2 separate regions of the Homo sapiens genome follow, and region 2 is linked to region 1. A link is a contact called in ENCODE Hi-C data. All regions are on one chromosome and are shown on one strand. Each heading gives the region's core, a stretch centred on a gene start or an enhancer-like site at or near the end of the contact. The rest is flanking DNA. Distances are from core to core; before and after follow the strand shown. Region 1 overlaps LOC100506274 (a long non-coding RNA gene). Region 2 overlaps LINC00299 (long intergenic non-protein coding RNA 299).

Region 1 (6,870 bases), core at 2,388-4,887:
CAACAAAATTTGGATTTTGAATGCATTTTTGTGTGGCTGTAATTAAGGTGTTGCTTGGGGTGGGGAGAGGTGAAATGTCTTTAGAAATAGTCTTCCTCAGTGGTCTCTTAAATATCCATTTGGACCAAATATTCTAAGGTTTATCTATCACCTATGCAGCTTTATTTCAAATGAGCATGCACATAAGAGATGTGTCTATTTTATGTATCAGTGGTTTCAAAAGTCATATTCGAATACCCATTTTTTCATGGCTTTGTGTCATGAGATGGAGAGCAAAGCAAACTGAAAGCGGTGAGGCAATGTGTCCAGCTCTCCTTTCAGCCTGGGCTCTCACCGGACTTCTGGACTTATCGCACTGATGCTGAATGTCTCCACCCACAGGCCCCACAGGCATCACAGACCCATCATCTGGGACATCTTATCACCAGCCTTCCAATCTCCCTAATATCTAGCCATTGGCAAGGCTATAAAGCCAATTTTGTGATATAAAATATTTTCGTGATTTATTTGACTTTTTTTGCCCCTCAATTATCACACCCAGTGAGTCATCAAGACTTGATTTTAGTTCATCATTACCTCCAAAACCCAAGCAAGCTGCTTGGTATATATGACCGAGTGCAGTGGAATCACTGTCATATTTCTTCTTTGCCTTTGACATCTTCTATTTTACAGCCCCAAGTCATTGTAAGTACTCCCATCCCTGCCTGGAAAGACAGGGACGGACGTAGCTCTTTCTCTAGCTCCCTGTAGCTCTTTCTCTAGCCAGCAAATTTTTTGTTTAAAACCTAACTCCAAAGTTCCTTCATCTGTGCATTCTTCCACATAGCTCCTCCCAACTTTGCGCATCCTGCATTCTAATGATTTCTTTGTATTTCTACTTTCCCTTTAGGTCACAAAAACACCATGGGAAACGATGATGTCTTTTCCTTTTTGTTATCTTGATAAAGCTTCATACATGGTAAGGAAGAGAAGGTATAAATGGCATTTTTGTAAGACATATAATATTTTCCTCTAATTTGGAATTTATTAATTAAAATTTAACAGAATGATAAAATGGAAATTTCAGTTGAGGAACTAATAAATCAACAGATGTCTTACTCCACAACGAGGTGCAAGATCTTGAGGCTGGATTTAGAAAGAGGAAGAGAAGACCAATTGCACAGCTCATCACCCCTCACCCATCTGATGATATGAAAGGTTTGAAGGAAGCCAGAGCTGGAGCAAGATTTTCCTCAGATGAGTTTTGATGAACTACAAAGAATGAAGATGCTCTCCCTTGTCATCCCCAGTCAAAGAAAAGGCACTTTAAAGAAATCACTCACGAGCCAGATATTGTGGTTGTATTTTGGTGGACACAGTGAAGTCACGTCTGGCTCGCTCCGCAAATACTGGGAGGGTGAGAAGTGGGAGGCAGCCGTGGGACCGCTGAGTGGAGGAGGCTGACCTTTGAGGAAGCACGTGGGATTTTTCCCCGCGGAACAGACGTGAGCCATGAACACGGGAGCAAAAGTGTGCTAGAGTAACTCCCGTCAAAGAGAGACCCTTACTAGGGCAAGAAGACCTTGATCAAAGCATACCCAGATGCCGAGGTTCTGAGGAAGGAAATAAGTGACCACCAGGCATGGTGCTCTGATTATTAAGCTAGTTTCTCAGCTCCAAACTCAACCTTCACTGCTTAGCCTTGTCACGGTGGGAAGGCTGGGAGAGGCCAAACCACCTTTCCCCTTTGCCAGGGCTCCCTGATCAGTTCTGCCTATGTGCTACTAAGGGAAACAGTAAGGCTGGAGGAGGGAAAGGGGACACCACCCTTCTCTTTGCGCACTGCTTATGCCAGCAGCATCCGAGCAATACCGCTTGCCCTGTAGTGCTTCTTGAGTCGGATTTCAGTTCAGTGTCTGGGTTTTTTAACATTTCTATAACCATTCTCCCTCCTCAATAGCACTCCCACATCAGAAGCTGAGTCCCAGCTCCCTGACTTCTCCAGATCCTAGAACTATCAGCACCAGCAGCAGCACACATTCCATTCCTGTGGGGCTTGGCTCTGTGAGGCTCCTCTCAGCTCCCAGATTCTCCCAACACAACTTCTTTCCTTTGTTCCCCCAGACTTCGAGCAGGTCATTTCTTGCTATGCCTGTCTAACCCCTTCCCTAAATTCAATTCTCTCTGTTAAGATAACCAGTATGTTTCTGCTTTCCAGTCTGGATTCTGATTGATACACAAAAGCTGCATTCCCACATCAAGGGAACTCCGAGTGTTCACCCTCCGTGGTAAGGGGAGACTGGGAGACCCCACAAAAGCATCCCAAGAGAGGAAGAGTCCCTTTACACACCTGCTGCCCCGTGTGTGGATGCCCACTGAGCACGGAAGTTGTCAAGTAAGAACTCTCAACTCCCTAGTGTTCCAAATCCCAGTTCTGGTGGAGTCAGGTATTACAGTCATAGCAGAGCAGAGGACCTTAGCAGCCCTAGGCAGAGAGGGGCTGAAGAAGCCAACCAAGGCTTCAGGTGTGGTTGGAGAAAGAAGTCTCAGCTTCAATCAAGTTTTCAAGTTGGATTAATACATGGGAATGAACTGTTACTTATCTGCTATATTGTTTTTGTGATATCAAGTAACCTGATTTTTTACATGTCCAAAAAAACAACAACAAAAAAGTATTGAAGCCTACCTTAAATTTCATCTAGGGACAAAAGGAGGAACTAGCCCACCAAGCAGGTTTAAAGGGAGTGTCGGACACAAAAATGACATGCCCCATATTGCAGTCTAGAAGGAACAACACGGTGAATTGTCTACTGCAGGTAAGCCAGGGGTGTTACAGGCGTCCTGAAAGGATACAGCGCAGGGTGCTGCAGCCAGGCAGTAAACAGTTGTATTTCTCTTTTCTCCACTGTCCTAAAGAGACTGCCCTGGGTGGCCCCTGCCTCGATTAGGTCACCAGATAGTTGCATTTGCCCTCCTCTGCCAACTCCCTAAGGTCAGGGTGGTGGCGTGCGGATTCCTAGCAGACTGCACAAGGTCTGAGGAAGGCTGGGTGGTGGACACACAGTTGATTAGTGATAGGAACCATGGTGGAGGCTTGTCAAAAGTCAACAGAAAGACAGACCAGCAGGGGTTGCCTGATTCTACGTGGAGCCCTGAGGCTGGGACTCAGCAAGAGCGGCAGGAGGGGACTGAGCGTGCTTTTAAGGACTGTTCAGAGAGCAAGGGGACCCAAAGGGAGAAGGAAGTGCACACCCTGACACAGAGAGTGAGGTGGAGACCCCAGCCGTGTCACAGAGCAGCGTGGGCTGGAGACTAAGCGCGGGGTGCAAGGGCTTCATGCGCCCTAGGGAGGAGGTCACTGTGGGCAAGAGGTGGAGTGGGGTGTATGGAACAGCCAGGCACTCGCAATGAGTCCATCTCTCAGTTCACCCCGGTCAGCCCTAGACTTCTGGGCTAGCCCAGCCGCTCCTTGCGTCCTGGGATGGGCTGCAGGCCTGCGAGTGGCAGGCGCAGCCCGGCTGCAGGAGCGCGGCTGGGGCTGGCCGCTCTCGCTGCCCTCTCTCCGGAACTGTTTTTTTCTGTCCTGGTCTCTGAAAGCCTTATTGATTGCTCAAAGTGAACTTCTCAGCCCACGGTTTCCTCACCCCCGGGGCAGCTTGCATTTCCTCTGCCGCGGCCTCTGTCGCCTCCCCTCCCGCGCGCCTCGGCCTTTTACATTTCAAATGCTCGACAGCTGGGCCAACTTCTGCTTCCGCCCAAAGAAGGGCTCTTTGCCGCTCACAATGGCCGGCCAGTGGCGCGGGGGCTCTTTTCTCTCCAGCTGTGAGAGAGGCTTTTTCAAAGGCCGGGGGGAAGCTGCCGTCCAGCTGCGCGCCTGGCCGCGGGGGCCCTGCATGCTAATCAGCGGCGCGCAGAGCCGGGCTCCGTGGGGCCGCGCAGATGCGCCCTCTCCGCCCGCAGAGCCTTCCGGGCAGGTGAGGCCAGGCCGGCCGGGCGTCACCGCAGGTGTGCACTCCGCGCGCGCACTCAGCTCGCTTTGGTGTTTCTCCAGGCCCTCAGGGCCCACCACTCCTAGTCCCAGCCCACAGGTCTGCCCGAGTCTCCGCCCAGGAATGTGGTCCTGACGCAGGGTGCTGGAACCAGGCTTCTGTATGCACTAGAGAAATGCCCTTGGCTCTATGACGGTGACCACAGAACCTGGACACACTGGGTGGGGGCGGGGGCCGGGGGTGGTGGTGGAGTCCTGATCCTGGCCACAGCCAGATGATTTTTGGAATAACCCGGCTTCAACTTGTTCATCACAGTTTATTCCCAGTTGAGTGCTTTTGTTCACCCTGGTCTTTATTTTGGGAGAATCTTCTGCTTTGTACCATGAGCGTCACTGCCTGTGGAAACCCTCTCCATCTGTGAAGTCCTCTTTCATATGGCCTGGCCGTCCATCCCCGCAGGCATTCCAAACGTCTTCTCTTTGGAGCACCGTGTTATTTCACCGTGGTATTTTGCTTGTCTTTAATAAGAATACCAAAGATACATAGTAATTGAGGCTTCACTAAGTTCCAGGTGCTAAAACCTGTCACATGCATTAATCTCATCGGGGTTGGTACAGTCCCTCAACACTGGAATTGTACAATCGTCATTTTATATGCTGGGGACCAGGGCACAGAGGCTGAGTGCTGGCAGGGCCATGGCTACCATGGCTAGATGCCCCGCAGCCCCCCGCCCCCACCCCCACACTGCCTTGTGTAGGTGTCCTCTCTATGTGTCTGATGGCTTTCCTGGGACTGGAATCTCCTTTAGGACTGGACTCTAGCATCTTTCCTCTTGGTGATCCGTAAAGGGCCCGCCTTGCAGACACAAGGGATAAAGGAGATGGAAAAGTGGCATCCGGAAATATCCTGAGCACCCACACTGCCACCTGCAGTAGGATCATCCCTGTCACACATGTGACTTCACCCACGCGGCCACCCACAAGGAGAGTTCTTAACTTCACCATTTTTTTAAATGATAAACATTAGATTTTGGGTGTACTGGACAGTAGAAAACAAAAATGTATATAACAGCTCCCGTTACTTATTATGGCTACTTGTATTGATGTGGCTCATGGGCTGCTCTCAGAGTGGATTTCTTCAAGGCGTGATGGACATGAGCTCCAGCTTCCCTCTCTCCTCTCTCCTCCAGTGTGATGCCTTCACCGGTTGGGAGTCATAGTGAACTTCCTTCTTTTCAACATTGCTTTAATGCTTATGATACTTATTTACAAACCACAACTCAGTGAGACAATTACTGTTAGCCATAATTCAGAAGTGAAGAAATCTAGATAAAAGAGTTAAAATGCCTGTTAAAATCAGAGAAGGACATAAACTCATTCTTGTACACTGGAAGTCTCAAACTCTTAATTCTTCCTTGGCCTAGAGATGAGTTTTTTTGGACCACATGATGTCTTCTTGTATAAATTTGAATTTATTAAAAGGTACTTAAAAAGTAGAATATTTTACGTTTTAAATATCCAGATTTCTAGTCTGTCTAGACAAATATCAGATGACCTGGCCACACTGGGCCTTCATTTTCACATGGCAACAGTCGGTACTGATTTTCCTCTGAGCACCATGTATGAAGGTGGCATCTCCCGTGTGCCCATCTCCACCCTCAGTCTGTTTCCCTGATTCACAGCATCTGTCTGGCTCCTGAAGGCATTGACTTTGCCTGGTTATGCTTCAAAAGCGCCACCTCTGTCCGTGGAATAGTCTCTCATAGAAAAACAGCTCTCTCTGTGATCAGAAGGTCTTATTGCCATCAGAATCTGTGGTCTATATCTCTTGAGCTCTGCATTTTGACATAGATTTCAAAGATTAGGAAGGTTATCACAGAGACCTAAGTATGGTTAGACATCAGAAACTCCATTAATTATTAGTTGCATCACCATTTCCATTCATGCAGAAAAATAACTTGATAAAATTTATCTCTTTTTTTGTGGTAAAAACAATCCTCAAGAATGGTCCTAGCCATTGCAATATGAAAAGAAAAAAAAAGAAAGAAATGAAAACTTTAAACATTTAAGTAATAGATAAAATTGCTATTATATGCAAATAACATATTTTAATAGAAAATTCAAAAGAATCCCCAAACCATTAACACTAATGCCTACTATATTCAATTCATTTATTCAACAAACATTTATTGAATGCAGTGGCTATTCCAGTTGCAGTAGGTGAGAAGTGCAGACAGTTATGCTTAGATGGGGCTAGTCTTTTATTTGTTTAAAAATAAATTTGTAATGTGTCTTATGATGACATGAATGCTCTGGAAAATAATTTAAAAAATAAATTTATTCACATATATTTTTTGAAATAGATGGTGATCAGAGAAGGGCTCATAACAATGAGATGACATCTGAGCAGTGCCTTGAAAGAAGTGAGGGAATTAGTGAATAGCTGAGTGGAGTGGGGGGTCATTCTATACTGGAGAACGATAAGTATGAATGGTTCAAGGTGAGGTTGGAGAAGTGATACAGGTTCAGATGACTTAAGCCCTTGTAGCTCCTTGAAGGATTTGAGATGGGGGCCATTCATGGTCTTCACACTCATTGCTGAATGAAGTACAAGATTGAAAACTGAGCAGGCTCTTTTTTACCACCTCAGCTTAGGAGTGTGCAGTGGATGTGGGGGTGTGTTGCTCATCACTCCCCCTGAGGTCTGAGGTATTTATTATCCCTGTTGTTGAAGTGTCGGGTGGCTCCCCGGGACATCCCTCCCCATAAATTTCTCAGATAAAGAAAGCCATCTAGCACAAGGAAATGTCCTCTCCCTAGAAGCTGCCCACTTCTAATGATGGCTGACATGGGAGGAAAAAGACACAGCTCATGCCTCCATCTGGAACAATTCTGAGATGCGA
Region 2 (6,870 bases), core at 1,581-4,080, 630 kb after region 1:
AAGGTTCCGTGGGAAGCATGCTGGCTTCTGTCAGACAGAACTGAGTCAGAATTCTTTCTTTTTCATTTAATGTTTAATCCAAGAATAAAGATGGTATACATACAGGCATACAATGTGATGATCTGATGTAGGTATATATAATGTATTGATTACCATAATCAATGACACATCCATCACCATCCATACTGGCTATTAGATCCCCAGACCTTGTTCATCATGTGACTGAACGTTTGTACCCTTTGATCAACATCTCTCCATTTCTACCACTACTCAGCCCCTGGAAACCATGATTGCATTCTTCACTTCTGTGTTTGATTATTTTTGATACCTCATGCAAGTATAATCATACATTATTTGTCCTTTTGTAACTGGCTTATGTTACTTTAGTATAAAGTCCTCAAGGTTTATCTAAGTTGTTGCAGATGGCAGGATTTCCTTCCTTTTATAAGGCTGCATAATATTCTATTGTATATGTATACCACAATTTCTTTATCCATTCATTCATTCATGAACATGTCAGTTGTTGCCATGTCTAGGTTATTTTGAATAACGCTGCAATAAACATGGAAGTACAGATATCTCTTCTAGCTACTGATTCTTGTGCTTCCTTTGGATATAGACCCAAAAGTGGGATTGATGGGTCATATGGAAATTTAATTTTTGTGGAGTCTTCATACTGTTTTAATTAGTATCTGTACCAATTTGCATTCCCATCAACAGAGTACAAGCAGTTCCTTTTCTCCATATCCTTGCCAATGCTTATTATCTTCTGTCTTTTCAATAATAGCATCTTAGGAGGTAGGAGATGGTATCTCGCTATGGTTTTGACATGCATTTGCCTGACGATTAGTGATGTTGATCACCTTTCCATGTATCTGTTGGCTACTTGTACATTTTCTTTGGAGAAATATCTATTCAGGTTTTTGACCACTTTTTCATTGGATTGTTTGGGCCTTTGCTATGGAGTTGTATGTGTTCCTTGTATATTTTGGATACTAACCCCATATCGGATCTATAGCTTGCAAATATTTTCTCCCATTCCATAGAGTTGTCTTTTAATTTTGTTGATTGTTTCATTTGTCATGCAGCAGTATTTAGTTTTATTTAGTCCCATTTGTTTATTGTTGCTTTTGTTGCTTGTGTTTTTGGTATCATTTCCAAAAAGTCATTGGCAAAACCAATGTCAAAGAGTCTTTTCCCAAAATGTTTTGTCTAAGAGTTTTATAATTTCAGGTAGTTTTGGCAACATATTTATTAAAGAGACTATCATTTCCTCATTGTGGATTCTTGGCGCCTTGTCAAAAATTATTGATCGTATGTGTGTGGGTTTATTTCTGGGCTCTCTATTCTGTTCTATTGGTGTGTCTGCCTGTTTTTTATGCCAGCCATACTGTTTTTATTAGTATGGCTTTGTAGTATACTTTAAAATCAGGCAGTGTGATGCCTCCATCTTTGCTCTTTCTCAAGGTTATTTTGGCCGTTCAGAATCTTTTGTGGTTTGATACAAATTTTGGATCTTTTTTTGTATTTCTATGAAGAATGAACTTGGAAATTTGATAGAGATGGCATTGAGTCTATAGAATAATTTGGATAGTGTGGGTGTTTTAACAATATTAATTAATTATTATTGTTAATGTTGACCTCTTAAAATGATTTTGAAAGTATTCCTTTCTCTTCAGTTTTTTAGAATTATAATGAATCATGAATGATCAATTGGTTTCTCAGTTGTCTCTACTGGGGTTCTTTCAAATGAGTCATATTTGTATAATAGCCATATACTATTTTACAGGTAAGAAGGGATCAAGTGTTTTTATTAACTTCACAGAAATACTCCTCATGTATCTGGCTCTCACATTTGTATTCATTTTCTATGCTACATAATGAATCGCCACAAAATGGTGGATTAAAACAGCACATTTATTATCTTACTTTTTCTGTGGGTTAAGAGTCTTGGCATAGCTTAGCTATTTCCTCTGCTTAGCATCTCACAAGGCAGCAATCAAGGTGCGGTCTGGGCTACACTTCCATCAGAGGTTGGATGGGGGAAGAACTGCTTCTAACTTCCCTCAGATTTCCCTCAGATTGTTGAAAGAATTCATCTCTTTGCATTTGCAGAACTGACATTCCCAATTTCTTGTTGGCTGTTGGCTAAGGCAGCTCTCAACTCTACAGGTGTCTTATGGTTCCTTGTTGCATTGCCCTCCCATAAACTCTCTTGCAATATGGCAGATTCCTTCCTCAAGCCTCCAAGGGAGAGAAGTCTTATGTGTGCTATAAAGATGGGGTGTGTGTGTGTATGTTTGTGTGTGTATTTGTGTGTTGTAATATCCCATCACTGTTACCATATAAAATAGCCTGATCACAGGAAAAGATTAAATGGCAAGACCATAGGGCCACCCTACTAAGATCTGTCTGCCACAACATTTAAACCATTTATCTGAAACTCTTTTGGTAAGAAGCATCAGAAAATATTTACACAAGATGTAAATTAGAAAAAATATCACTGTTGGAGTATTGTCATGCAGGCCCTCCTGTGCTTCTTTGGGGAAGATTTGGGCAATAGAAAACCAACAACTCCCCTAGCAAAGGGCTAGACTTTCTGATAGAGAAGTCTAAATACAGACAACAAGTATTTCTTCTTTCAGTCCCAAGTGTAATGGCCTTTTCCCCTACTGCCAATTCAATGAAACAGTGCTAAAATTAGCCATTTGTTTTTGTTATTGTTATTCTTGTTACACTCCTTTGGCACTTAATACAATGTGTCCAACATAAACTTTGTCGTGTGCTTATGTCTTGCCTCCAGAGAGGAAGTGCTCTTTCTCTCCTCTGATCCAGTTGTGCAAAATCGGTTCCTCTTTCAGAGCTGTTATCATTTCCTGCCTTTTTTAAAGCTCTTTGTACATCTGCCTTGTCATTCCTATTGGTCTGAGATTTATTGGAAGTGAATGAAGAATGTTTTATTCCTCTCTAGCATCCTATAACAGCTAGCACAGAGCCTGGCATGTAGTAGACTCTCAGTTAATGTCACTGATTGGATGAATAAATAAATGAATGATTAGATTTTACTAAGGAAATTAAAACCTCTCTTGAGGGTATGCCTGAATTTTTGTATCATTTTACATGTTCCACATGTTTAACATATTTAGATCAAAGAAACCAATAAGAATCAACATCAACTCAATGACTGAAAAAGATGTCACATATTCAATTAGTTATTCAGGTCCCTAAGCTAATGTATGTAAATACAAAGATTAACTCTAAATCCAAAGTAAGCAGTTAATAAACAGATATTGACACACAGTCTACAGGTACACAATGAATGAAATCCCTCTTCTTTTCAGAAACACTCTAGATTAAAAAAAAAAAAAACACTGATCCAGAAAGACAACACCTGTGTCAACATCAGGGACTCCTCCCACCCGTGCACATCCCTCAGTCAATTCAAAAGAAGCGGAGCGTCCAGAGGCTAGAACATGTGCCAAACACCTCTGAATGTGCTGGTGCAGCCATCACTATAGAAAGTGCAGAAGTCAAAGACACCTGTACAATGACTGAAATCTCATTTACTGACCTAGGTATTTTAAAAATTCTATTTACCTGACCCTTTAATAAAAACACCTTTTTATTGCTTAAACATAATACTAAAATATGAGTAAATAACCTTGGCCTTTAAGAGGTGGATAAAAAAAGAGTTGGGAGGGACATATGAAGTCTGCCTTTTTTTTTCCTTTTTTTTCTTCTTTCTCTTCCTCCTTGTCTTCCTCCTTCAATCCAGAACAAAGTAGGCAAGTGAACACCAAGAAATGTAAAGCATACAGGTCTACCCGAGGTACAGAGGTATGGTTCAATGGAAAAAGCTCTGGACTAAGAACTAGAAGCCCCCGGCCGTAATCCTGATTCAACTCTGGACCCTAAATCACTTCCAATTATCAGCCTTAGTTTTCTCATCCATAAAAAGAAGCTGTTGGAGTAGGTGATTTCGCAAGTTCTTAGAAAGGTGTGATGCATTTGGAAAGAATTCTAAAGAGTCCTTACAATCAAAGTAAAGATTTGGAGGGTTGAAATATGTAGTTTCAGAATCAATAATAATAAGTTGTTTTTTACTGTGGAAAACCTCACCACTCTTTTCCAGATGGCTTTTTCATTAAACACCCTCAATATTATTTTTCACTGTGTTCTTGAGACTGCTTTCTAGTTTCAGTTCACACATATTTATGCCCTCTAAAATGTTCTCTAAGTTGGGAGTTCATCTGGAAAAAGTCAAAATGAAAGTGAAGCACCCCACCAAGCCCCCCACCAAAATCAAACTCACTGAAACTTACCTTCCTTGCTAAAAACTTCAGGTTCCTTTCTCTCCTCATGCCAAATTGTTCACAAAATCTAAACCAAGGAAACAATGAGATTTTAAACTGCATTACATGTTTTGTGAAACTCTCTTCTCCTCCTTCCCCAAGCTATCCACTTCTTTGTCTCTAAGGTAGAATATACTGAAAATAAAATGCAAGGATGCACTTAAATTCATATAAATTTTAGCACTGGAAAAATCTTTGGTTTAATCCAACTCTGTTACTTTTTTATTTTATTATTTGTCCCAGATTACCAAGATATTTTATAATAGATGTGAATTACCTGAAAATTCTCTGACAAGCATGGATAATAAAAACAAAATGAAAGAAGGCGGAATGTTTATTCATACCCATACCTAATATGTTGCAATCATTTCTATGACATATATGCCCTCATTTCTTTCACATAGCTTATTTCATTTACCCTTTAGCACAGGTGTGCAAGGTGGCCACTATTACCTTCATTTTAAAGATGAAACAGAAGGTCAGGAGAGCTATGTGACTTTCCTGAGTTCAACAAATAAGCTAAATGAGGAACCATGTCAGTGCTGAGATTTGAATCCACATCTGATCCCAAAGTTTGTGGACTTGCTCTTTTACCAAAGAGATATTCAGTAAGTTTAAAACATTTAGTAACTACATTGTTAAATTCTAAAGGAAACTCATTTTTTTTTCTGTATATTCACTTCCCAGAGCTTTTTAGGATATTAACCAGTCTCTAACACACAGTAGGCTTTGGTCCAACTAGTGTAAAACATGGTGCATAAATTCACCAGAGATAAAGAAAATATTAATACACGAGTAGCTAACCATTGGTGGCAAGTGACAGGAGAGGGAAGGTTTACAGATTTAGGTAAAGTGTTTTATTTATCCGAAGTTTTCTCTTGGGTATTTTCAGACTACCATAACTCCTTCTGAACATGAGAGACTGGACACATCTCTCTGTTCTTTGTGGTTACTCCAACCACAGACACGTCCAGAGAAAAAGTCTGCACGCCTTGTGCAACTTGTCAGAAGATGTCACCAATACACAGTGGTATGCCGCTAATGTCTAACAACCAGGTCTTTGGAGAAAAACAGGTCCTGATTTGTGGTATTTGCCAATTTCCATGGTGTAAATACAACGACCATGACGGATTCAAAACCATAAATATGTCATCGCAGACTGCAAGTAGGGAAGAAATGAACAGTAGCCCATGCTGTATAGTATTTCCACCGTACAGAAATAACAGGAGTAACCGCTAGATTGTGGGATATGGAAACATGTGGTCAAATGATTAGCAAGTGATGAATTTTGAATATTATCTTTTTATATAACCTTTTCCTTGTTGGTTAATATTAACTTGTTAAATTTTACCAATGCCTGTGTATAACAACTGGGTCACAAAGTTTCTGAAAACTTAACAGTCCACTCTTGTGAGCTGGTGCAAGCCAGTCCCAGCCCTCGACTGTGACTATTTCATTCCTGCTCTAGGTTTGTACTTGGGTGGATGTTTAGGGATTTGCTAGCATGAGTTAGGTGTGATTAGGTATACACTCTGCTCCAGCAAGATTCCAAATACGACAGTTTAACCTTAGAAAATAAAGGGTAATGTTAGGCCCTCTGTCTGAAATACTTTCTATTAGGGAAACAGCAGGAGCAGAGATCCTGGGACCAGGCCTGCTGTGCTCCAGGAAGGATGACATCCTGCTCCTAGTCCCTTCTACAGCAGCCTAGGTGTGGGGACAAGCACCCACGTAGCTGAAGGCGGCATGCACACACTTATACTCACTTGTCTATAAGCTTTCATTTTTAAACTTTCCCAACTGTAGAGCTCTGGAAAGATGTTCAAAACTGTGCTTTTGCAAAGTAAATGCTATAATCTGTTGGCTTTCTTTTTATCATCAGTAGTGCTTTCTCATCGTTGTCCAAACTTCCATAGAAAAGGTGAAAACCTTCAGAATAATTGCCACCCTGCCACGTGCTGGGCCTGGCAGCGTCACTCTGCTGGTGATTTCATGCGTGCTGGGCTTCAGAAGGCTCCCTGGCTCCCACTGTTTCCCACTGGGCTCTCAGACCCCCAGCTCTTCCCTCTCTCACAGGCGATCCTTCCCAGGTCTCTTTCCTGGCCCCAGACAATTCTCCCTGGGGTAGATGGACTTTTATTTATACTACCTGAGTCCCTTTTTGCTTTCGTTTTTCATTTGGTCTTTATGTATTTATCAAATATGTACGTGACACCTTTCAAAAGAGCAGATCATTCCATAATGCTTATTATGGAATATAATCCCCGACTCTCTTCCACTGTTCAAAAGCACTTTTAGCCCTGTCAGCTGACTCTATTGGTACTTACAATCATTTCTCTCTGTAAGTCGCTTAGAGTGCAACTTTTGCTTTTCTGTTTTAGACTGTATCTATTAGTGTCCTACAGCAGGAGATGAAGATTTAAACTATCACTTCCTGTATCCCCATCTTCCCAATATAGTTACATCATAGTCAATGTTTACTTAATTATGACCATGTAAACTCTGTTCATAGCTGAGC

Evidence for each region. Hi-C counts contacts between places; a loop is a spot of excess contacts on that map. Pooled maps may share reads with other maps.
Region 2: a pooled map shows a loop between it and region 1 (2.3-fold over the local background). The contact joins two enhancer-like sites. A Hi-C loop is called at or near these places in 2 of 37 single-sample maps with no recorded cell type and 9 of 50 pooled maps.

The regions. Positions count from the first base shown.
Region 1 is chr2:7,427,499-7,434,368 of GRCh38, forward strand. It overlaps LOC100506274 (a long non-coding RNA gene), which reads left to right. Exons shown (of 6, transcript NR_038432.1): 3 at 890-958; 4 at 2,682-2,795. Among named protein-coding and RNA genes, the nearest start is that of LINC01871, 290 kb to the right of the region's middle. RefSeq lists enhancers at 2,588-3,321, 3,322-4,055. Within about 2 kb of position 3,638, at least 11 of the 41 ENCODE cell types and tissues checked have a DNase peak (open chromatin) inside an H3K27ac peak, as active enhancers do.
Region 2 is chr2:8,056,026-8,062,895 of GRCh38, forward strand. It overlaps LINC00299 (long intergenic non-protein coding RNA 299), which reads right to left. Exons shown (of 9, transcript NR_034135.1): 8 at 4,323-4,380. Among named protein-coding and RNA genes, the nearest start is that of LINC00298, 83 kb to the left of the region's middle. Within about 2 kb of position 2,831, at least 2 of the 41 ENCODE cell types and tissues checked have a DNase peak (open chromatin) inside an H3K27ac peak, as active enhancers do.